Linked DNA regions of Mus musculus: all the other regions are linked to region 2. The links are chromatin loops, found by intact Hi-C in ENCODE. Cell type or tissue: heart. All regions are shown on one strand. Each heading gives the region's core, and the rest is flanking DNA. Links, peaks and the distances in the headings are about the cores only.

Region 1 (8,031 bases), core at 1,768-6,767, 650 kb before region 2:
GGTGAGAAGATGAAGACTTCCTTACTGGGGTGGACGGCCCACTGTGTGACCTCCACTAAGGAAGAGCAGCTCAGAGCAGAGAGCAGGAGGGTAGAACAAAGGCAAGCCTGAGAATGATACAGATGGGGTGGAGGAGTGGCTGGCTGGGCTCGAGAAGCGAGAGAGCAGAGGGCTGGTGGTGTGATAAAGATGTTTTTAGCAGCAGTATTTTTTTGTTCATTTTTAAATGAACTGTTTTAAAAAAATAGAGAATGCAGTTCTTGCACATGGTAAAATTCCACAGAGAACAAAGGATATGCAAGAAAACAATGAAGTATGTATCCTCATCTCCCTGTTTGCTTTTTGGTGCAAAATTTCTGAATGTTCTATGCACATGCAGACATATATAGAAAGGCACACACTCTTCTGTATACTTAAAAATATGCAAATACATATACCTAGTCATTTTTTTCATGCGGTACAGAAACACACGTTTACTGCAATTTATTCAGTATTTGCACAGTATTCTATATCATGGAATTCCATAATTTGAATAGTACTAGTTAAAGTGGAAAAAACCAGAACTGATGCCAAACCCAGGACATTAATCATAAGTTTGAGTGCAGGGAGTAAATGAGAGGCGCCTGTGGAGCTTTGGATGAGACTGTTCCCCATAGACGCAGGCATCTGAAATCTTAGTTGTCAGTTGGTGCTGCTGTTTGGGGAGGTTTAGAGGATGTGGCCTTGCTGGAAGAAGTATGTCACTGCAGGGTGGGCTTTAAGATTTCAAATCCACATACCACCTAAAGTTGCTCTCTGCTTTCTGCTTGTGGTTTAAGATGTGAGTGCTCAGCTTGCTGCTCCATGCCTGCCTGCTGCTTAGCTTTCCCTACATAACGGTGATGGACTCTCAGCCTCTAAAACCATAAACTCCAATAAATATATCCTTCTATAAGTTGACTTGGCCGTGGTGTTTTATTACAGCAACAGGAAAGCATCCACGAACAGATTTACATGTTGGTCTTCCTGGGTAGCCTGAGCCAGGTAATGTCAATAGGCTTTGCTTTGATGTTCTGGTTGGAGAAAATAAGTCACAATCACTCGACAGAGCAAGAATACAGTCGCTTAAATATAGAACTTGGAAAAATAGCCTGTAGAAAAGTGTATATTAATATTCTCTCTAAAAGTGACACGCTGGCAGAATAGAAGCCATGAGTTAGGCTGGTGCTGTTGGCACCTCTGATAACTGCTGGATTCAGTCTGAATGGGTGTTGGAGGCTTGGTCCCCAGTAGATGGACCAGTACAGTGGTGGCACACCACTGATAAGAAGTGGAGCCTTGTGGGGAGTCCCTAGGTCACTGGAGTCTTTGCCCTTAGGAAGCATTGTGACTGCTCTCCCGAGACACCTGAATTAGTTCTTGAAAGAGTGTTGTTAAAAGAGAACAACTATGGTTGTTCCCCAGTCTCTTTGGCTTTCTACAGGTCATGTGACCTCTCCTCTTTGAGTGCTCTGATGATTACGGTGTTTTCCCCGTGGGACCCTTTCAAAGGCTGGGATAGTGCTGCCATTGTGCTCTTGAACCTACAGAACCAAGAGCTAAATAGACCTCTTTTCTTTATAGTTACTAGCCTTGGCCACTATATTATAGCAACAGAAGATGAACTAATACAGGTGGAATTTGTCACCTGAATGGCTGGCAAGGTGATATGAACCAAATACCCTTTCCCAGGCCTGTCATTGGGCCTCTCTTGTGCTATGCCAGGAGATGCTTAATAAAACCGTCCCTAGTTGTAATGTGTGCTTGTTGTGCTGTACATATTTCCACGGTGTCTTATTTCCAGGTGCCACCATGGCGTCACCGAATGCAGTGATGGGGAGAGATAGGCATGATTGGCTCTCCTCCATCCTTACATGGCACCACACATGATTGCAGCCTTGGGCCCTTGTTCCCCTGAATTCCATGGAATGTGTAACATTTGCAAGTCTGTCAGGAGGGGAATTTTAGGAGGGACTCCTCTAAAAACAAGGACTGGAAATGGACCTGGTCATGGGAACAGAGGCAGGAGAACAGGGCCTGTCACCGAGCCCTAGAGGGAGATATCGAAGGGGAAAGGACTAGCAAGGGTCTCAGAATTGACCCAGAACCTATCTGAGGGAGTTGTCAGGGCTTTCTTTCTCCTCTGACCCAGAATAGGCACGGTCTCCTTTTCTCCTGCTCATAATTTCATTTCTCCCTTTCCCCCTTTCCCCAGCCTCTGGGTTTTGGTATACATTGGGAGTAAGGGGTTGAAGAAGGGTCTTGTTATTTAGTTCCAGTTCATTCACTGGGTTGTGTTGTCCAGAATGTCCTTGAATTTCCCACCCTCGTGCTCAGCCTGCTGAGTGCTGTGCTTGCAGATGTGTGCCGCCACATCTAGCTCTGGTCTCATCCTTGTGCACGACTGGTGCAGCCTCCTGAGATCTCTACAAGCTTTCCAGGGCCGAGCAGAGAAGGCATAGGGACATCCTTGTGGAAAGTTGTGGGAAAGAAAATGAAACTACTGGCCGCTAGCCTTGCTCCCTGCCTCCTCCCCATCTTTACTATACCTTCTAGCCACAAGAAACGGCTGGCCCCCCAGTCTGTCCCTTTCACTTGTGGTGTGGTGAGCACCAAGATCATCTGCAGGTAAAGCTTGGAGGGAGAGGCCGCGAGGGGAATAGTGTTCTGCAGATGCAAGGTCTCACACTAGGGTCCCACTCAAGCTGGTTTCCAGAAGGCTCTCTCGGTCAGGGGCTGGAGCCAGACAGCTCATTAAAATGAATAGGACCTAGCAGGCCTTCTGCATCGCTCTTGGACGTCTCTGATTGCTGACAGTCTGGAACTGATGACAGCCCACTTCAAGTGAACACTGGACTCGAACGTTCTCCGTGTTTTGCCTCCCAGACCCTTGGATGGATTTTGCCATTTTTGTTTAACACATTGAGAGGTGCTGAGACCTTAACCCCAGAGTCCTGCAGGGAGATCCCACCAGGGTGTGAATAGGAGCTCAGCCCTGCCCCGTATTAGGAGAGCAGGCGTGAAGCATGCCCCCCTCTTCCTTCTTATCCTAAAGCCAAATGGGCTCAGAAAACAAGAGTAAAAGGCTAATGAGGCCAGAGCAATGATTTGTTCTCCATGACCTCACTGCATTGGATGCGCATTGCTGCGTGACACATCACCTCCAAAGCACTACCATAAAGCGCCGTCTCACCCCTGCTCTAGAGTGTCTTGGACTTCACTGAAGACTCCAAAGGCTAGATTCAAGTGTCTATACTTTCTGTAGAAAGCCATGAGTCCTGACACATCTGGACTCTGCTGTTTCTGGCCGGTAGACTTAGGCCATTTCTGTCCTTCTCCTATCTCTGCTCACACTACCGCATCCTCTAACAGTTCAATTTTACTACTGGAACAAAATGTCTGCCAGTCGGTTGAAAGAGAAAGAAGAATGCTACAGAGTAGAGAGTAGATCAAGGAGGTTATGGAGGAGAGAGGGAACACTGGGACCCTGGTTGAGGGACATAGGAGCTGTTTCTAAGCCCAGAGGACAAAGATCCCTTGTGTCTGTGTACACATGCGGCTAGATGAGAGTCATTCTCTTTACCTTTGTATATCTCCCTGTGGTCTAACAATCCATGGCAGAGCTGCAACACTGGCTGTGAGCAGCAGTATAGACAGGCAGAGGTGTCCTTAAGAAGCCACTGCATAGCTGGTAATACCAAGATGTTTTTTTCCCCACCAAATGACTGATGCATGTAATGAGGAACCCTGTGGAAAATAACATGGTCATCTCCTAAGTGCACTAACCACAGGTCAGAGGGCAGGGAACCCTTCTCATGGAGGAGACCCAGAGGGAGTTGACAGTGATGGCCAAAGCATGAGATGAGTAGAGAGGAGTTAGGGTCAGATGTTAATATCTGCAGTCATTTACACCCATGGGCTATGAGGCAGGGGCAGTTTGGGTCCCAAGACTATCACAACTATGCTAACAGGGATGATCCATCCTCACTGTCACAAGGGAATCCATTTCTCTCTGCAATGGCTCAGTACCTGGAAGATAGACCCATGTGTTCTAGGCTTAGTTAACCTCTTAGTGATGTGAGGGAAATATTCTTGAATGGGCTGAGAATCTGTAAATTGGCTGTTGATCTTTGAAATGGCAGTTTCCAAGAAATGCTCACATTGAGAACTGCTGGAGTGTCTGGAGGCCATCTGGTGACACACCTTGATAGCAGGGGTCCATTCTGTCTGTCTGCAGTTCTGTCCTGGCCCGGGTAGTTTGGGGACGCCAGAAACTGTTCTCAGTTACATTTGGGATAAAGTCGATAATTATGCTCTCCTGCAGGTGGCGCCACAATGTAGGTTTTCAAGCAGCCTTAGGCCAGAGGGTTTTTTATCCAGAGCACAGAGCAGGACCCAGGTCTGGGACTACTCTTGTGGGAAAGAAGTCCCTGCAGCGCTACCAGGCTCCAGCAATTTGTTTAATAAACAACCCTGGCTTTTATCAATGAAAACTGTGACCCTGTTCCTGAGCTGATGAAATGGTGGAAGCTAAGTGAAGGGGAAGTTAGGAGTCTTCTCTCGCCCTTAAACCTGGCTCTTTTAGTCAGCTATCATGAGAGATGAGCCAGTATGTTTCTCCCAAAATCTGGCAAAGGACCACAGCCAAAATCTCACAAAAATAGCTTCTTTAGAAAACAGGGCTCTAGGAAACAATGTGCCATTTAACTTCTTCCTCGGTGGCCATGGAGCCAGACACTGCCACCAGGCCAGTATGGTGAGTGACTCACAGACCCGTGGTGAGCAGAGAACAGCCCGACTGCCCAGTGTATATCTCTCTTCACCTTCATCAGCTGGTGGGGGCGGGGCGGGGGGAGTGTGAGAGCTCGGAGGGCTTGCAGCAAGTGTAGAAGAAGCGTGACCTGGACCACTACACAGAGCTGCCTTTTCCAGGCTACTAATTCATGGGAAGAGCCAGGGAAGCTAAGGGCTTGCCTCCCTGTATTGTACCCCTGGAGAAACAGATACTTTCCTGAGACAGGGAATGCAGACTCCTTTCATACACACTGCATTAGAGTTTCAAATCAGGCTCATAGGGCTTGTATTTCTTGTGAATGCCACTGCAATGAGAAGGTATAAATGTGGCGGGCACGCAAGGGAAGGCCACTGAAGCGCACACCTGTGCGAATGATAGTGGTGGTCAATAGTAAAGTCAAGGAGTAAGACAGTCGACCTTACCCATCCCCCCGCCCCCATCCTAGAGTTGAGGAAACCTTCAATAGGCCATCAAGTCTCTTGCTGTGGCTAGTTTGACCCTTTCTGCCATTCTTACAATGGTGGGAAGCTGTAACTGTTTCCAGCCTGCCTTCCCCCTGTGGTATTCAATAGAAGTCAAGAAAGGCAAAGGCAGCGTGAGGGAAGGCCCTATTAAGAAGAGGAGGACAGGCAGGGGCTGCACCTGTCCTTTGTTGGTCCAGCTTTCTGCACATTCTTTCCCTGTCACTGGCCTCTGTCATTACTCTTCAGGTACCACACAATGCTGACTCCTCTGAATGAAAACAAATGATTGCACACACTAGGCAGGAGATAAAGAACAATAAGCACATTTTGTTTGCTACCTCTAGAAAAAAAAAAGTCTGACTTCTGGTCCATCCATCAGGACACACACACACACACACACACACACACACACACACACACGCACTACAAGGGGCAGAAAAGACATCTAGGCAGGGTGACAAAGACTTGCTTGGATGATTGGCTGAGAAGGGCTTAGAGTAAGTTCTTACTTCCTCTCCCTTTGAGCATTTTCACATAAGTCCCCTACAGCCAACTGACAATCGGATCTCCTGTATCCTTTAGTGAAGTGCATTATTTAAGCAGCCTGGTGGGTTTTCTGTGGGGCTTTTAGGCTGTCACTTCTGGGGTGAGCCTGTTATGAAGGTGTCATGTGCCAATTTCAGGAGACTCTTCTGAGTGAGTTTAGGCCCTGGTGAGGCAAGCCTTACTAAGACCTGTGGGGACAGCTTCCTTTGATTTTGCATGAGTGTCTCTGAGGCGTCATGTCAGACAGACACTTGGCCCCGGGGCTCCCTTAGTTCTGGAAGGAGGATGTCAAAGCAGCAGCAACATGGAGTTATTGTTCTGTGTTTCTCTGGGCTTGTGAAACTAACTTGATATTGTGTGCTTATCTTGGGTCTGGGATCCAGCGTTTCAGAGAAGAGAGGAGCCAGATCAATGTATTACAGGGAGCTAATAAGATAACCCTTGCTGTCTTCTGGGCCATGCGATGCTCAGCAGACAACCAGAGCCTAACAGGGCTCCATGCTGTCTCCTGGAACACCCTGTAACTAGAGAAATGTCTGGCTGGCTGGCTTCTTCATGCTTACACTTGATTCATTGTGTCCTTCTGGTGGGAGCACTTTCAACAAGGTCCTGGGTGGTAAGTCCAACCCGACCCAAGTGTGCTACCTGCCCGGAAGCTTGTCCAACTTGTCACCTCGAAAGTCTACCGAGGGTATAACTTTGATGTTTGTGAAAACATTACCCCTATAAGAAGGGGAAGGAATTTATACCACTGTCAACCTTTTCCTAGTAAGCAGATTCTGAGAGGTTTTGGTGGGAGGGACAGTTATGCGCAGGAAGTGACTGAGGTTGAAGAAAGTGTCATGGGAGAGTGGGTCAGGAACCCCAAACCATAAGCTCCTGGAGAGGTCTTTCTTTGATGAATGGCTAGTCTTACTGAACTTGGCTGACAGAGCCATTTCCTTGAACTTAGCATGCAGAGTTGGGTAGACAAATAGGTGGGCATCCTTTTGAAAATTGTTTTATTTTTATTTATTTATTTTGGTCGTTGGGCTCATTAACTGGAGGGGGTCTTTGTAGAGATATTCTAGATAGTGCAGCCTCACCTATTTCCCTGCCTGCCAGATGCTCTCTCAATTTAAGCAACCTCTGGATTTCTTCCTTTGGGCTTCTGAAACTATTCTGATGTTGGCAATGTCTGGGTTATGTTTAGGACATGGCCCAGGACCTAGGGCTTCAGAGACAGTGAAGCAAGGTCAGCCTCTGGACAGATCAGGTTACCTAACAAGCTCTGTGGCATTGGCCATTCATTTCTGTCCTAGGACTAGAAGAAACCTTGGGTTTGGGCATCCTCTAGTGCTCTGTGTAGGATTACCTTGGTTGGTGGGGCTGGACAGGGATTCTAGGTTAGGAATGGATGTATGTTTGGCTGGTGTCTGTTAGGAACACCCAGAAGTGCCTCTGACCGCCTGCACCACATGCCTGCTTGGGAGTATGCCCCGATCCAAGTGCACTTGGTGGCACCATATATGCACCACTCTGCCCTGTGTCTCCACCGCCAGGGTGACTCGAGGAAGCCAAGAAGACCCAGGGGGTGTCTGCAAACGTCCACACTGGGGAAGAGCAGGCGGGCCAGTGGCGGCAGCGTGCGGGGAAGCGCCCCCTGCCCCCTCTGCCGGCCGCTCTACCTTGGTCTAGATGTCAGTCGCGAGCTCCGAGCCAGCTAGCGAGCCAGAGAGGGAGCGGCGGCGGCGGCGGCAGCGGCGGCGGCGGCGGCGGGCCGCGGGCGGCGGGGAGGGGAGGAGGCGAGGAGAGGGAGGGAGGAAGGGAAGCAGGGAGGGCGGGAGGGAGGAGAGGAGGACCCAGAGAGCGCCAGGCAGCTGGAGTTTTTGCAGCGCTTGGCCGGGCTTCAATGCACAGCAGCAGCGAGCCGCGGCGGCAGCAGGCAGCCCGGGAGCTCCGGCGGCGGCCGAGCCAGCGGCGGCCCCGCTCCCTGCCCCCTGCAAACTTTGCGAGCAGCCCGCCCGGGGGGCCGGGGACGCGCCTGGGAGGCTCGGCTTGGACTACGGCCGCGCTCTTGGCCGCCGCAGCGCTAGCCGCCGCCGTCGCTGCTACCACCGCAGCTCCGCGCCTCCCCGGGGAGCTGCCGGCGGCTTCCGAGGCCCCCCAGCCCCGGCCCCTGGGCACTGCCCGGCTAGTCCCCGGCCAGGGTTGGGGGCGACAGCGGCG
Region 2 (8,031 bases), core at 1,508-6,507:
GCCAAGTACTTCGCAGTTGAGGCATTTCCAGGAAGCCTGATTGCTTTCTGGTGGCATGGTCCCAGTGGATGAAGGGCTGTGCTAAGCTCAGTCAGCCTCCTTCACAAATGACCACATTTGATGGGAGCTTCCTCCACCCCTACCCCGCAAACAATGCAGGCAGTGGGGTAACTTAGTGCAGATTGTATAAAACCTACGGAAGACCCCATCTTACTGCAACCAGGAACTTTACAGCAGAGCAGTGCTCTGGGAAATCTGGATGGCTAAGCCTCCTATCTCTTCCAGTCTTTGGTAACTTCCCTGTATTGCTCATGATGGTCAAAACCTATTCTGCCTGCCTGCATGCCTGTCCATCATCCTCCACCTTATTTTTTGAAACAGGGTCTTTCACTGACCCTGGAGCTCACTGATTCGGCTACCTGGGGGGCTGGGGGGGGGGAAGGCTCGCAGATAAACACCAGGGATCCTCCTGCTGGCTCCCCACACTCCAGTGGGGGAGTTGCAGACACATGTTGCCCTGCCTAGCTTCTATACCTGGGGAATGGGGAGGGCTTTGAAATCCAAACTCAGGTCCCCAGCTTACACAACAAGCATTTTACCACTGAGCCAACTCCCCGGCCCCAAATCCGTGGTGTTTTATGGATGCTATCCTCCATAGTCATTTATTAAAATATTTCAAAGCATTTTCATAGAGTGCGTGGGTACTGTGTAAACATCAATAACAATTCTCTCACTTCAGGCCTGCCAGAGCCAGCAGCCTGCCATCAGTCACTTGTGGGGTACCTGGAAGGATTACACGGGTATACTCAGCTCCTCTGACTCTCAGGGAGGCTTTGGGCCAAGTCCCTTCCATAGAGCAGCTGTGGTACCATTGGTCATCTGCCTCCCATCTGGTGGTGCCCCAGCAGGAAAGTTGCTGGGTGGCAAGGAGAGCTCATAAACCATCAGGGAAGAGCGGTGACAGTGGTGGGCTGTCTCCGCAAAGACCCATGGGCCTCCACTCCACCTGGCTTACCTCGAACCCAAGTCCCCTGGAACTGTGGGCAGGAGCTGGAGAAGCCCTGACACCCATTCCTAGTCGAAGACCAAGACAGCTAGGAGAAGAGTTTTTCCAGATGTTGGCTCTTGGCTACTGCACACTTAGGTCTGGTTTGGGGGTTGGAGGCAAAGGTCTTCAGTGGTAGGGCAGAAACTCTTCGGTCCCTGTTGTCTCTAGGAAAGATTGGAGGGATGGCTCTCAGTTTTGACCACAGGCCATGAGTGAACCCAGGTCACAGGAAAGAACCATGAGAACCAGTCTCAAGGCTCAGAGTTTGACCCTGAGGCCAACCAGGTTCTGCTGCCCAGCCAGAAATGGCATCAACCCTTCTGTGAATCCTCTCCTCTCTTCTGATCTCTGCAGCTGATCTGGTCACGGGGACTTGGTGGAGTTCTACCTAACACCTGCCAAATCCACCTATTCAGGTGACTGTGCTCACATGGCGTCTCCTCTTCACTCTAGAAGCCTTTGTCTGAGGTACAGGAGGACAGAGGAAAGGACAGGAGGGGACAATAGGAGAGGCACAGCTCGTAGCTCCAGAGGCCCAGCACTGTGGTAGTGGGAAGAAGAAAGACAGGGGACAATGGCAGTCCCACAGAGGTGGTATGGAAACAGAAGGGCCTTGAAGAATGATACCCCAATCCTCAAACTAGCAGAACAAGAGTAGGTTGAGCACGTCCAGGAGGCTCTAGCTCCCAAAAGCCACCATGAGAAATATCAGGTCCCAAGGCCTCTTCATATAAGTGTGTCTGAGCCAGGAGTGATACAGTGGAAGAAAAGTCGCATTATCCAGTTCCAAGGATGCTCGTTCAGGATGGGAATGATCATGACCTTCCGTCCCTCCCTCATAATGCCTCAGCCTGGGTTCCCCCACCTCCCAGGCAAAATCCCCAGATCTCACCCACTGCCCTGTACTCCAGCTTGGTGTTCATGGTGAGCTCTCACAGGGACCTCCTTCCTGGGGGCCTGTCAGAGCAAGCTCGGTACACAATCAATGGAGTTTCTCGGCAGCAGCTGGCAAGTGCTTTCAATGAATTGGAAAATCTGGTTGATGTGTCCTAAAGTCTAGTGCTTACAAGAAGGCTTGGGTGTGGGAAGTACTTTTCAGTTAGGCCTGACTTTTCTGTCTCCCGCCATCCTCCTCTCTGTGCTCCAGAGGTTTTTTTTTTTTTTTTTTTTTTTTTTTTTTTTTTTAAAGTTAAAATGTGGCACATCTTTTATTAATATCTTGTAAGACATGCTTCCTCAAGTAAATGGTTCTTTGCCTTAGGGATCAATGTGATAGTTGGAGGGGTGCTTGAGTTTATGTGTGGGTCTGTTGAGGGAGTGGGGAGGAGAAGGATGCTGGGCCGGTGTTTACTGACGATGCTCACCTGTGCAAAGTGTGCTTGCATTTTATTACAAGTATATCTTGCATCACAGGTACACACGCATACAGCTGTGCCTCCTCTTGTGCCCTATTGAGACACCCAGTCTCTGGGTGTCTCAAATATCTATGGTCTGTCTACATGAACAGACAGGGGACCAGAGGGCTGCCAAAATGCCCCTAACTCACCAAGACCCCCTGCAGGTCGGGAAGTGTACTGGCTGGTTTGTGTGTCAACTTGACACAGCTGGAGTTATCACAGAGAAAGGAGCCTCCCTTGAGGAAATGTCTTCGTGAGATTCAGCTGTAAGGCATTTTCTCAATTAGTGATCAAGTGGGGCAGTCCCCTTGTGGGTGGGACCATCCCTGGGCTGGTAGTCTTGAGTTCTATAAGAGAGCAGGCTGAGCAAGCCAGGGGAAGCAAGCCAGTAAGGAATATCCCTCCATGGCCTCGGCATCAGCTCCTGCTTCCTGACCTGCTTGAGTTCCAGTCCTGACTTCCTTGGTGATGAACAGCAATGTGGAAGTGTAAGCTGAATAAATCCTTTCCTCCCCAACTTGCTTCTTGGTCATGATGTTTGTGCAGGAATAGAAACCCTGACTAAGACAGGGAGGTACATGTTTCTAAGGGTTCCCCTTATCTTCCTTTTCTCTCTTCCCTCTCTGGTATCTTCCAGAAATAGTCCCCTTCCTCCTGCTTCTCCACAGAGTCAGATAGAGAAGTATGCTTGACAAGAATTCAGAGCTGCAGTCCTTAAAGCAGAAAGGCCTAGAAACCAATGCCAGCCACCCATTCTGTGGATGGGCATACTGAGGCTCAAAGACACAAAGGATTTTTTCTCCTATGTGCCCAGAGAGGTCCTTGCAGAGCCAAGACCACAGCTTGGTTTCCCCCATCCTATCACACCACCTTGTCTTCAGTGCAGGAAACCTTCCTCCCACTCAGGTCAGAGCTGCGGTGTAGTGTTGCTGATGAGCATGGCTGTTCAAGGAGATGGTCGCAGCATCTGCAGGTGATGCTCACACTAACTGTCTCAAGGACATGGTGACCAGGTAGCCTTCCTCCTCAAGGAGCAGAAAGAAGGCAGCAGCAGGGATTGGAATGGGACGGTCTGCCTGTCAGTCAACCTAGTCCCCTGAGTCCCCCAGACATGGCTCTGGCATGCCAGAGGGCTGAGGCCAGTATGCTCTACGAAAGAACTGAGAGAAAGGTACAAACCCAGGCTTGAGCCCTGGAAGGGACTTTAGAGATGATCAATTTTTAAATAATCTCCGCTTCATATTCAGAAACTTGACACACAAGGGCTTGGTGACCTGCCCAAAGAAACATGGAGAGATCGCCAAGTTTATAAACCCTGCCCCTCCACCCCACTCCCACCCTATTAGGAATTGATGCTTCTCTGCTCCTCTGGGAACAGTCTGACCTGTGCTCAGATGAAATGCTAATCCTGAGCGACTCACCGATGTGGTCAGTACGCTCTGAAGCCCCGCCCCCTCTTCTCCGTTTTCTTCCCCAAGCCACTCTGCTTCCTTAAAGGCAGAACAGATGAGGAAGGCACACACACAGATGTGCCAGGATCTGCAGCTGGCAGGCTCGGAAGCCCTCTCTCTTAAGCATTGCTCCACCCTAGCCTGCACCAGTAGCAAAGAAGTAAAGACCTCGCGGATGAATGAGAACGGGGCGGTGGGAAACCCAATTCGTTCTCCAAGGACACGAGCGCCCTCTGCTGTTCGCATGATGAATTACGGATTCGGACTAAACCGCATGAACGCAGCAGCTAAGTCTCACCAAATCAAGAGGGTTGCAGCCACCACCACCACCACCACCACCACCACCACCACCACCACCACCAACAACAACAACAACAACAACAACAACAACAACAACAACAACAACAACAACAACAACAACAACACATAACTAAAGAAAAGACCAATAAAAGTGAGACCCAAAGTGGAATCTGGGAGGAGAAAAGCTGCCTGAGTTCTTCTATGTGGACCTTCGAGCAAAGTTCAAGGTCCTGCCCATTCCCCATTTACCCGCTTTGTGCTCCCCAGGTATTTTCTAGTTTGATTTCAAAGCAAGCTGTGTAGTGATTTGGGGGTAGGGGGAGCCTACTTACTCCACAACCTCTTGAGTTCTGAGAGTTTATAAATATTCACCTTGGCAACTTTGAGCACAGATCAAAGCTACAGTAGATAGGATGAAGGACTAGAACGCTGGGATACAGCTCCATGGCTGTCACTTCCTACTCGTGTTGGACCTTTCTGTGCCTCGCTCTCCTCATCTGTAGAATGGGTCTTCTGAGTCCTAGGGAATTCCCTTAGGTAACAGATGGTGCAGTTTTGGCAAGCCAGGGTGGAGAGATCCGATTCAGGCCCCCGACCCTTATCAGTTTTCTTCCCTGTTTTGTGAGCAGTAGTGAGGTAAAGGGGTTACAGAGATAGGACACTGTCTTGCTCCATTTCTCCACATGGGTGACCACAGAGCAAGGCCTCTGGTAATTCTATTGCAGCCTTGGCGATTTACTGAGCTCCTATTAGTAGGCAAGGCCTGCTGTGTAAATTCTGCGGGCTCCTGAGGACTGGTGCTCAGGAAGACAGGAGGGCACAGAGTAGAGATCCCAGAACAGCATAGGAGCCTTGAGATTGGAGCCTGGGAGGCCAAGGACAGGCCAGCTTCCTCTGAGTCTAGCATTTCCCGAGGCCAGCCCTGAAATGACTTTCCTTGTCTAAAAGGTCAAGGTCATGGGCTTGGGGGTGTAGTGCTGTAAGGCAGAGCGCTACCATGTGTGTCTCCCGACAGCTGCTCTGTCTCCTGGTCTCAGTGACAACACAGCCGTTAAGGAGACCTCGCCCGTGATCGGTGTGGAGGATGCGCGTACATTATCATATGATCATGGCATTCGTCAGCGATCCCTTTCCTATTTTCTGCATGAGGCTCCCTTATTTGAATGTGTTTCCTCAACAGAAATGAGAACTCTTCTTTGTCCCTTCTTCGGTCCCAGAGCTGTGGTGGGGCGGGGATATCCCAGGTGCATCTGCGAGGAAGCTTCCAGAGGGACCCAGAATGCTATTACTGAAGGCTAAATGTTCCGTGGCTAAAAGCTGCTGTAGCAATCTTGGCATCCACTCTGTTTGAATGGGTACATTACTGTAATGTCCCATTGCTGCCGTCAGCACGCAGAGGGCTGGGCTATTTGTAACCGCTGAGACGCCTGAGCAGCAACATAAAGATCAAATGGTAGAGACTTCCTCTGCCTCAGCTGAGACAACCAGGCTCAGGGCTTTGAATTTGGCCGGCCACCTACCTCAGAAGCTGTGGCCCAGGGCTTCTGGTGTGTGGGAGCGCTACGGGGAGAGGAGGGTGGTAAGACAGGGTGGGCTAGAGAGAGAAAATAAGGGGAGAGGGCAGAGGCAAGGTGTGGACCCAGGAGCGAAGACTTCGGCATAACTCCACCCCCACGCTCCTGAACCCTGTCCTGAAGCCACCATCTGCCCCCTATCCAGCCCCCTCTGCCCCTCAGATCAGGTCGATGACTTCAAGGTGTTCAGGAGAGCAGCTGCAGGTTTCTACCCCTGCTATCACACACAGAAGAAGATGCAAAACCAGTCGCTCCCCCAAGGTCCAATGTGGGTGCAGGGAGGGCTGGGGGACTTTTAGTGTTCTGGATGGAATTTAGAAGGTGAGAGGAGATGAAAATACGGTAGGAGGGATCAATATGTCAAGATCATGTTACCACGCACTCAAGGCTACTTCTGCCTTATGTGGCGTTAAACCTCCCCGCCCCACACACCACCACCACCACCACCACCCCACCCCGCCAAGTCGTTATGTGGTCTGGTTGTTCCTGTCCGTGGGTCCCCATCCACACCCTGGGAGTTCATATGAGCTTTGATCATGTTGATTTAAAGGGGCTTGTTTTCTTGGCCTCCTCTGTCCCCTCTGGCTCTTACCCCCTCTCTGCTTCCTCTTCCTCGGGGTTCCCTGGGGGGGGGGACTTGATGGAGACACCCCATGTAGGGATGAGTGCCTCTGATCTTCTCTATACACTGCCAGCTGACACCCTTATGGCTGTGTGGTGGTGTGTGATACCTCCCCTCCCCCGTTTACACACAGTCTCCTCTAGCCAGGCTGTGCCTTTCAGCCTAGGTGTGCTGGTGGCCACTTCACTTCTGTCCCTCCCGTGTCCTATCACATCACCAGGATTCTTCCCAACCCATACTCATCGAATTTACTTATTTGTGTGTGTGCACACACACATACACACACTTTTGTGCATGCACAAGTCCATGCACAACTGTACCCTGGTGCTTGTGTGGAGGCCAGAGAACAACTTAGAAAAATCATTTCTCTCTTTTGACCCATATGGGTCTGGTATTCAAACTCGGGCAGTCAGGCTTGGCAGCATCACCTGCTGAGCCACTTCACCAGTCCCTCATTCTTATATAATTATGGCAATTTATATACAGTGTAATGGTAATTACCTTAGCCAAGCCACTCTTGTGCAATATGGCAGCACTAAGTACAACTCTGGTGGTACACAAGCGCCATCACTATCTATACCCAAAGATTTCCGTCATCTATAACACAGCTAAACACTGCAAACTGTCAGTCCCCATTCCCTCTTCTGCGCTCCCCCATCATCCAAACTCTGCATCCTCCCTCTGTGGGTTTGACTTCCCTAGGACCCTCACCTGGGTAAACTCCGAGTCAATTCACCATCTCATGCCTGACTCATTTCACCTAGTGCAATGCTTCCAAGATCCATCCATGTTGTACCACATATCACTTTGCCGTACCAAATTTTCACTGATAGTCACATAGCCAATTAAGATCCCACTGTAAACCACACTTCTCCATTCATGCACCAGTGAGCGCCTAGATGATTCCAGGCTTCTAGCTATGGTGAATAATGAATGCTGCCGTAGACACAGGTGTAGGAGAAATTCCGTTCGAGTCTCTGCTTTCAGGTTTTCTGACTGTAAACTTAGGAATGGAAGCACTGGGCAGGTGCTATCTCCGCGTGTGTTTCTGAGGAGCTGCCAAAGTGTTTCCCAATGACGTCACACCATTTACACTGTCACCAGCCATGTGGGGCTCCAGTTTCCTCACGTCGGGACCAACACTTGCTAATTTCCTTTTATTTTTATTATTATAATTATGATGATGATGATTATGGTTATTCTTATAGATATGAATTTGATGATATAGGAGGAAGAGCTTGCAGGCTCCGCCTCTCTGTGATGATCTTGGAGGAGGAGCTTGCAGTCCCCGCCTTGGAGAAGGAGCTTGCAGTCCCCGCCAAGGAGCTTGCAGTCCCCCCCTCTCTGGAAATTTCATTCTAAGCTTGACTCCTCTCGACACAGAGGGCCCTTATTTGGATTGTCCTGACTTTTCAGCCCATTGAGTATAACCTATGTACTTTGAAGATTGACAGCTCCTGGAGGAGAGGAATTGTCTACCCATGGTTCTGAGTCCCATGGTCTCGTTCCCACTTAGCATGGGGAGAGGAGGGGAACCCTCAGGCAGCTAGCCCCACCTCATGAACCAAAGCAGACAATTGATCACTACCATCTACTTTGAACTGCACATTTCATTCCTCAGTCTAGCTGTCCCAGCCCT
Region 3 (8,031 bases), core at 1,768-6,767, 540 kb before region 2:
GATTGTGCCCAGCAGATGGCTTTTGGATAACCAAATTATCCAAATTTATTGAATCATTTCTTTTACCTACAATTAAATAGAACTCCCCAAATTAATTTTTCCTAAGTAATGCAATGTGCAAAGATTCTCTCACTTTCTCTTTAAACTGCCTCTGTTGACCGTGATTTCTAGAAATCCACTCTGGATATCCATAGGACACTCCCCTCCATGCTTGCTGCCTGGGAACCCGAAGCTCTCGGGGAAGCTTGAGATGAGGAAGTCACCTTGTAGACTGAAAAAGAGTGGATTTTTAGTTCTTTTGTTCATTTCTTGGACTACCAAGTTTATGGCCAAAGTATTATTTCATTTGCATAGGATCGATAGTGTCCCATGAAGCAGCAGAACAGTTGTGTCCTTTGGGACACTCACCACTGAGCCAATAGCAGCACTGCCAGGGCCTGGCCAATGACCACCAGTTCTCAGGAGCTGCTAACCTGCAGTTCAGCTAGGAGGTACCTCTGCTTCTTTCCCAGTTCTTCACAGTTTCTGGCAACATGCACACTAACGTACATGCTTACTTATGCATCATGCCATATCCTTGCCCCTCTTTGAGGATTCATCCTCATAAATATGCCCGTGGACTTGACTCCTACAGACCTACAGTCAGCTACCTAACCACATGACCCACAAATGCTCATGGACCAGGCACAGATCTCTCTCTGCAACTTAAGCCTGGGGATAATGCCCCTGGGCTCTACCCCTCTTGGAGGCAGGCACCATTTCCCTTCTACTCTCTCTGAGAGATTAGTGGCCCACCACCTAATCAGTTTACCTCTGACTTGCGCCCACTTTGGCCTAGAGATGATGACAGAGAGCAGCCATTTAGCTGCCAAATGCTCTGACAATAGCCCAGATGGACAGCATCTCCGACATCAAGAGTGGTTTCTTCTTCCTCCGGAGTGGGGGAGGGGGCAATGGGTCTCCCACTTGGTCTTTTTCAAGTGTTTCCTGCATCTGCCTTTAATTTTCATGCCTTTTGCTTTCTGACCCTGCTTCCCGGCAGCCAGGCTAAGTGTGATTCCCATAATTAGCTTAGTGATAATTTAATCTCTGGGTTTTAAATTTGATTGTTTTTTGAGGGACTTGGGTCTGGGGATGGGGGAAGGAGACCTTTGCTTTTGAATGAACTCTTTCTCTGTCTAGAGGCAGAGGTGAAGGAAGTAGCTGGGTGGATGGGGATGGGAGGGGGATACAGTGACAGACTGTGTGGCTCATGGGTAGAGTTTGGAGGAGAGGCTGAGATAGAGACCATTCTCTCTCTCTCTCTCTCTGTCTGTCTCTCTCTCTCTGTCTCTCTCTTTCTCCTGCTCACTCTTTTTAGAATTTTTCCCTTTCTTTGTTCTCATTTTTCCCCCTAAAAGTTCAAGGGCATGTGGGTATATTCACACACACAAGAGCTGTTAGCTGCTCAAAAAATAAAATAAAATAAAATAAAATAAAATAAAATAAAATAAAATAAAAATAGGAAAGCAAAGGTTAAGACTGAAGCATAAGGGAGGATTTGGGTTTGATTACCCAGCACTGCATAAGCTTGGTGTTGTGACACATACCTGTTACCCCAGAACCCGGGAAAAGGATGCAGGAGGAGCTAGATTCCAGTTCCATCTGGGAGACATGAAGCCCTCTTTTTTTTTTTTTTTTAAGCTTAAAATAGGAAAACGGTGCCTTCCTTAGGCATTCATACAATTGTTCTCTTAAGCTGCAGAAAGATAAAGACGAGCCAGGGGTGTCGCTGAATGCCATGCCACTGCCTCCCGATTCTAAGGCACTTAGCTCTGTCTAAGCATCTGCTTGGGTCTGTATCTGCAGCTGGCCATGCATCTGAACTGTTTATAGTCAAACCTGGGTGTTGTGGAAATCGTGTGACAGCTGGAAAATCTCAACTTTGTTTGTGGCTACACCTCAGGTTTGAGACAAATTGATTACATACATGTTCCAACTTTCTCCTCTTGTATGATAAAGCCATCGATTGTTATTTGTTTAGCTTGTGTGTGCACACGTGTGTAGGTGTGTGTGTGTGTGTGTGTGTGTGTGTGTGTGTGTGTGTGTCAAGGCCTGTGGAGGATGTCAGTTGTCTTGCTCCCTACTTTATTCCTTTGAGACAGGGTCTTTTACTGGTGTTCACTGGCCTTCTGGTCAAGCTAACTGGCACGTGAGCCCACAGATCATATTGGAGCTACAGAGGTTCATAGTCCATGCCCAGTTTTTTAACATGGCTGCTGGGAATCTGAACCCACGTCCTCCTGCTTGCATGCCATGCACTCTTCACTACTCCCCAGACCCTGTAGACTGTTTGTTTGCTTTTTATACAGCAGGAGAAAATATAAAAGAGGATAGCAAATATCTCTGACTTTCTTTGTATGGTATAGCTCTAAGGAGCAACTTCAACCTTCAGGGATATGAACAGCCGTGTGAATTGGGGTGAGGTAGGACAGCAGAGTGTAGGAAATCCTCAGAGGTCAGCATAACCAGGGGACAATCAGAAGCTCCAAATAGATGCCTTAGCCAGCCCTTATGGGGCTGGGTGGGAGTGGGAGTGGTGTGTGTGTGTGTGTGTGTGTATCCTAGGGAAGAAGAGGCCATGTGACTCAGCTGAGCAGCCCTCTGGGTCCCTGTGGCAGGGAGGCATTGTTCCTGGAACCAATGACCTGGGAGAAGGAGACAGGCAGAGCTCAGGAAGCTGAGACTCTGGACTCCCTCCTCCACTTCCCATAGCCCGGAAACAAGGCCCTAGATTTATAAGTTTATGCTTAATTAAGAGAACAGAAAAAAAAATATCATTTTGACTTTTAAGAATAAATGTAGAACAATCCAGACTAATTTTAATTCTCCCTCTAAAGCGTCAAGACCCCAGGTGGTGTGACCTTGACACAGTACTGGCCTTTTCCTCTGTGCCTTACCCTGTGCCTTACCCTGTGGGACCTTCTGCTGGCTAACTGTCTGCACTATCGTTCATCCTGGCTCTGTATCTTACCACCTTTCTTTGAAGCTTTGAACTCTTCACCTGCAAAAGTGCTGTCCACCCTACTCTCTTGCCTGTGACACTCTCCTCTCTTTTGTAACATCGCTCACATTGCCCCCCGGCAGAAGGACTTAGACCTTGGTGATCACCCCAACTTCTCAGTGTGTTTTGATTTCTCTGACAGCCCCTCAATTATGTGTCCTGGGTGATTCCCAGGAATGGCATTGATCAAACCGAAGGCCTTTGTTCTTGGGAATTGATTTCCTCTAATGTGACTGAAACTGACATGGGGTGGCCCTGGTGTGTTGAGATGTGAGCCTGGCCTTTCTTAGGTGACAACATCTATTTCTCATCACTTCCCATCCCCTTTAATAGCATAATATGCATTGCACTTTAGGGTGGGACCTACCTCCTAGAAATAGCTGCTTATTTTGTCCTTTTTTGCAAGTGTCAAGTCCATTCTCTTGAGTGACTTTCATGCCATCCTCCCTCCATCAGAAAGGTTTGTGGTTGCAGAGGTTGGAGCCAAGAAACCTTACTCCAGCTGAAGAACTGTCCTGGCACCATGACCCAGTGGTTGGAACCCTCGTAAATGTTTTACTCCAGGATCTGCAAACCGAAAGCCTCACTGTGACACATACTAAGAAACCTTGGGGGAACTGGTCAGCAAGTCACCAGCAGGGCAAGCCAGAAAGGGAAGCTTATCTCAGTGGAAGAACTTGAAAGTTTGCAGTTGTGACAAGTTTCCATTCTTTTCTGTAAAGGACAAGGGAGATTGTCCTCTTTGTTGGGCTTATATTATTGGCAGGAGGCAGAGCAATGGGCTCCAGCCACTTCTGCCTTCTGCCCACTGTTGTATCTATAAATACTCCACCACATAATATCCTGATGGGGTAGGGAGGGACTTGCTGGGACATGGGCCATATCTCTACAGTGAGAATGCTTGGCACTGCTTGTTCTTCATCCAGATCTTAGCAGTTCTGATCATCTGTGGACTTGCTGTGAGCCTTCAGCTTCATTGCCCAGGTCTGGGAGACCCTGGGAAGTTCAGGGTGTCCATGTCTCAGCTCCTTCAGCCTGCCACCTGCTGGCCACACTCTGGCCACTGCTCCTCATGGGCTTAGTGTCCCTCTAAGGGGAACTTTTTGCCTGCCACCTATGTTGTAGGGGCCAGTAGTGTCTGTCACTTCTCAGCTTGTCCAAGTGATGTTTCCCTGAGCACTCTGAGGCCCTGAGGCTGCTCTGCAAGATGAGATCATTGGTGCTAAATTTATCTCTGCTGACAGCCCGGAACTGGGTTCCAGGGCCCCTGCCTGGCTTGGGAGGTAGTCAGCCAGGAGGGGGATGGGTAGGTCTGCGGAATGATCTGCCCTAGCTTTTGCTGTGATCACTGTTGTCTGGTGAGAGGAGCTTTCTTTCTTCCTTAGACAATTCTTCCCGCTGTCTTTTGATCCTACGGGGTTCTCTGTATCAAGCGTTTGCTTTTCTACTCATAGCAGATCTTGGCAGCTTACAGGGTCAGTCTGAAGCTTAGGTAAGATGATACAGAAGATATTGAAAACAAAACAACACCACCACCACAATAAAACAAAAACAAGGGCAGGTTTGAGGAACCCTTTAGAGATGGGTATTTCATGTTTGGAACAATTGACCAGGATAAACATTAAAACTAACAAGCAAGAGTCAGTGAGGAAAATATTTCTGAGCAAGGCAAGATCTGGCTTTGTGCTTACAAAGACCTTTCTGTAGTCCAAGAAAAAGAAATGAAAATATGGAAAAAATTTGTTAAAAGCAAGTATGAGGGAAGGGAAGGGAATCTTAGGGGTGTGTGTGGGGGGGGAAGAGAAATGCCAGGTTGACTCCGACTGACCTCTTGGGAGATAGCAGAGGGGCTTAAAGCTAACAACTTCCTTGAGTTTCCTACTAAGCACAGGTGCTGAGAAACCCATGCCCACACACGTGGCTTTGATGCTTGGCTTATCAGACAAGGTTCGAAATGCTGCAGGTATGTCCTGCTGGGTGGTTTAAGATGGCACAGTATGTTTAAGAGTCTGGAAAATAAACAAGCAAGCAAATAACAAGGTAGGGAGTGCTGTACAAGGTGAGCCAGCACACATACGTCCTGCTTTGCTCTCCTTTGAATGCAGTCACTGGGAGCCTAACGCAGGAAGGGTAATCGGGTGGGTGACTGGGATCAGAGGGTGAGAGTTCTGCTCCCCCTGCCCCTCCCTCCATTTTGGCAAATACTTTAGAGTTCCAGGAGTTAGTAACAAGAGCTGGTGGGTCCTTGAACAAACCAGACCCCCAAGAACTCAAAGGGAAGATAGAGCTCTGCTCCCTGCCAGGGGGCTGAATGAGAGCTAACTTCTAGGTCATCCCTAGGGGTTCCAACAGAGGCAGAAGAGCTTTTCTGCTGGAAATCTCAAGTCAGTAGCCCCTTCAGGGGAGCCCAAGGACAAGGAGAGGGTGGGACCTGCCTCACCATGGACCAGCAATATGCTAGGTTCCTACTGCTGTGAATACATTTCAGGGGCTTGCTGAGTTAAGGCCAATGCTATTGTCTTACTGCCTAGAGGTCAGAATGCCACACAGGTGTCACTGGGCTAAAACTAAGGTGCTAGCAGGGCTTCCTTTCTACCTAGAGGCTCTTGAGGGCAATCTGTTTCCTGGCCTGCAACTGCTGGTAGAGGCCCTCACATTCCTTGGCCAGTGCTGTCCTGCTCCATCCCTAAAGCCAACAGCATTGCGCCTCTCCTACTTTCTTCCATTGCCTTGGCTCCCTGTGACCATAGCCAGGAAAAGGCCTTTGATTTTATGCCCTGATGTGATCTAAGCATGCCTATCATGTAGGGTGCTCTCTCTCTACCTCAAGGTCCTTAACCTTGTCACCTTCTAAGTCCCCTTTGATATGTCAGGTGGCATACAGTCTGTGCAGATCAGAGAGACTGAGGGGTTCTAGATTCTTCCCACCACAAGCAGAGGGTCCTATACAACTCCTGAAGAATTGCCAATGAGACTGTGAGGTTGGACATCTCAGGGGATGGACTTGAGAGACAGAGAGATAGTGGGCTAAGTTTTTACAGAGCCTGAGGATCCTGCCAAATTTTCTGTAGTTCCCAAGTATAGTACTTGAGGTTCTCTGATAGAAGCTAGATGAGAGAGAGTTCCCCCAACTTGTTGAGCCACGCAAGCCACCCTAGTTGAATCATTAGCTCTATCCTAGGCATTGGTCTCTTTCTTAGGCATTGAGTAAGAGTTCCCAACCTCTGTGGAGGTCTCATCGACTGGACTTGAGGTTTCACTGTATGTAGGACTGAAGGCTTTCTCCTGGTGTCTGGAGAGATTTCATAATGAAAGCTACTAGAATTCTCCCTGCTGTCCAGATTGCTTGTGGAGCAGCTTCTGAAGATCTGGGGTAGACAGTATCAGCAGGCAAGGCTGGGGATGACTGCTGCAGATAGTGTTCCTGTCCTCAAGGGGAGACTCCACTAATCCCGGTTATTTACTGTCAAGGGAAACCTGATGTCCATGCTCACATTGGCCGACTTGGTTTTCATTTTCTTCCCCTCACTTACTGGTGCCACTGCCATCTTGTAGTGACATTTACCACTAAGCGAGACATGGCGTACTAGATCACTGAAGGTTTTTGGTTCTTGGGAGGCAGGCAGAGCAGGTGGAAGGACTTATGCATCAAGACCCTGGGCAAGTATATTGGAAGAAGGACTCTAGACCACTTTCTTATTGAACGTAGGCCCTCTGTCTAATCTTCTACCTTGTTGCTGAGCCCTGTTTGGGGGATGGGTAAGTACCACTGACAAGTTGTGGATGCAGACTTCAATCACTGGAGTGAAGACTAACTCTGTGCCACTAGGTAAGCTCACTGCTGAGGCCGGTTCTGCTAAAGAGGCAGGAACCACTTTTAATCACTCAGGGCCGGGGAAGGGAAGAAAAGAGATGCAAAACAAAAGGAGAAAGCAGCTGCCATCTGCTGGGCCCTGGGTCACAACACTGTATACACAAACAGCGTAAGGATTTCATAGCAGCCCTGCGAGGTGAGTGGGCTGCTTCAGCCCTCATGAGGAAGATACTTTATATCCAGGTTAGTCACGTACCAAACTTCAAGGCCCATATCCTTTTGCAGACAAGGTAGGGGAGAAGGAGGTGGGGGTCAGAGCCCAGTATGGCTTTACATTAAATACTAATTTTTTTTTTTTTTTGTAGATCAAGTTTGTAGCATACAAGGGAGCCATTGGTACCAATACTTCAGTTAGGCTCCAAGCTGGATACTCTGGGCCTCTTGGGGTTTCTGAGCTCCAGGGAGGGAGGGGCCTTTTCTCTCAGTGCTGGTTGGAAGCTCTGGACTCTAGCCATGGCTTCTATACTCACAAGACTAAGTATACTCCGTTTCGGTCAGGCTCATGGAAAAATGGAAATGAGCATCTGACATCTTATGTAACTTCTTTTCTCCTCAAATGTGTAACAGTGTGTGCATAAATAGAGTGTATGTGTGTGTGAGTGTAGGGGGGTTGTTCCTGGAAAAGCTCAAGGGGACCTGCGTGCCGTTTTTAGCCTGTTATTTTCAGCCCTCTTCTGCCTCTCTTCTCCTCTCCCCCTGACTCTATCACTTCTGTAGTAAAAGGTACAGAAGTTACCAGTGGCCTAGTCCTGAAAGGAGACTTACAAGCGTCGTTGGCACTTCCAGCCACCTCTGCCATTTCTTCTTTTGCACATCACTCTGTGAATTCCCCATTTGATCTGGGATCTTTTGGTTGTGAGGTCTGACACCCTTTTCCTTCAGAGTTCACTGGGATTGGAAGGGCATGGCATTAACAATATCAAGGAAAAATGGTTTGCACAGAATATTAGATGTAGGTGTATGAACATTAGTGATGTCTTCAGACATGAATAGTATTTAAAGTTTTCAGTGCTACCCAGCGTGTGTGCGCACATGGTTGGAAGCCTTGGCAGATGGAATGTACATCTTTTTCTAGCTCTGACATAATTACTTCAGGGCCATCTTAGGCACAGTT

The links. Hi-C counts contacts between places; a loop is a spot of excess contacts. Peaks named below come from ENCODE experiments on the same cell type or tissue, not always from the same donor. Only the 100,000 strongest peaks of a DNase experiment are listed, where the experiment ranks them.
Region 1: it touches region 2 in a loop (10-fold over the local background); 28 of 42 quality-filtered maps call a loop at or near these places.
Region 3: it touches region 2 in a loop (2.7-fold over the local background); 2 of 42 quality-filtered maps call a loop at or near these places.

Annotation. Positions count from the first base shown.
Region 1 is chr6:32,587,889-32,595,919 of GRCm38, reverse strand. Plxna4 (plexin A4) reads left to right here and starts at 7,728. Exons shown (of 32, transcript NM_175750.3): 1 at 7,728-8,031. In heart, for the core only: a CTCF peak has its summit at 4,331 (motif pointing right); a DNase peak (open chromatin) is centred at 4,349.
Region 2 is chr6:31,934,446-31,942,476 of GRCm38, reverse strand. No RefSeq gene overlaps it. Among named protein-coding and RNA genes, the nearest start is that of Gm31894, 80 kb to the left of the region's middle. In heart, for the core only: a CTCF peak has its summit at 4,108 (motif pointing left); a DNase peak (open chromatin) is centred at 3,986; H3K4me3 peaks cover 630 bases; H3K27ac peaks cover 342 bases; H3K27me3 peaks cover 1,768 bases.
Region 3 is chr6:32,475,561-32,483,591 of GRCm38, reverse strand. The region is part of intron 3 of Plxna4 (plexin A4); the gene reads left to right. Among named protein-coding and RNA genes, the nearest start is that of Plxna4os1, 32 kb to the left of the region's middle. In heart, for the core only: a CTCF peak has its summit at 4,090 (motif pointing left); DNase peaks (open chromatin) are centred at 2,641 and 4,221; H3K4me3 peaks cover 448 bases; H3K27ac peaks cover 4,841 bases.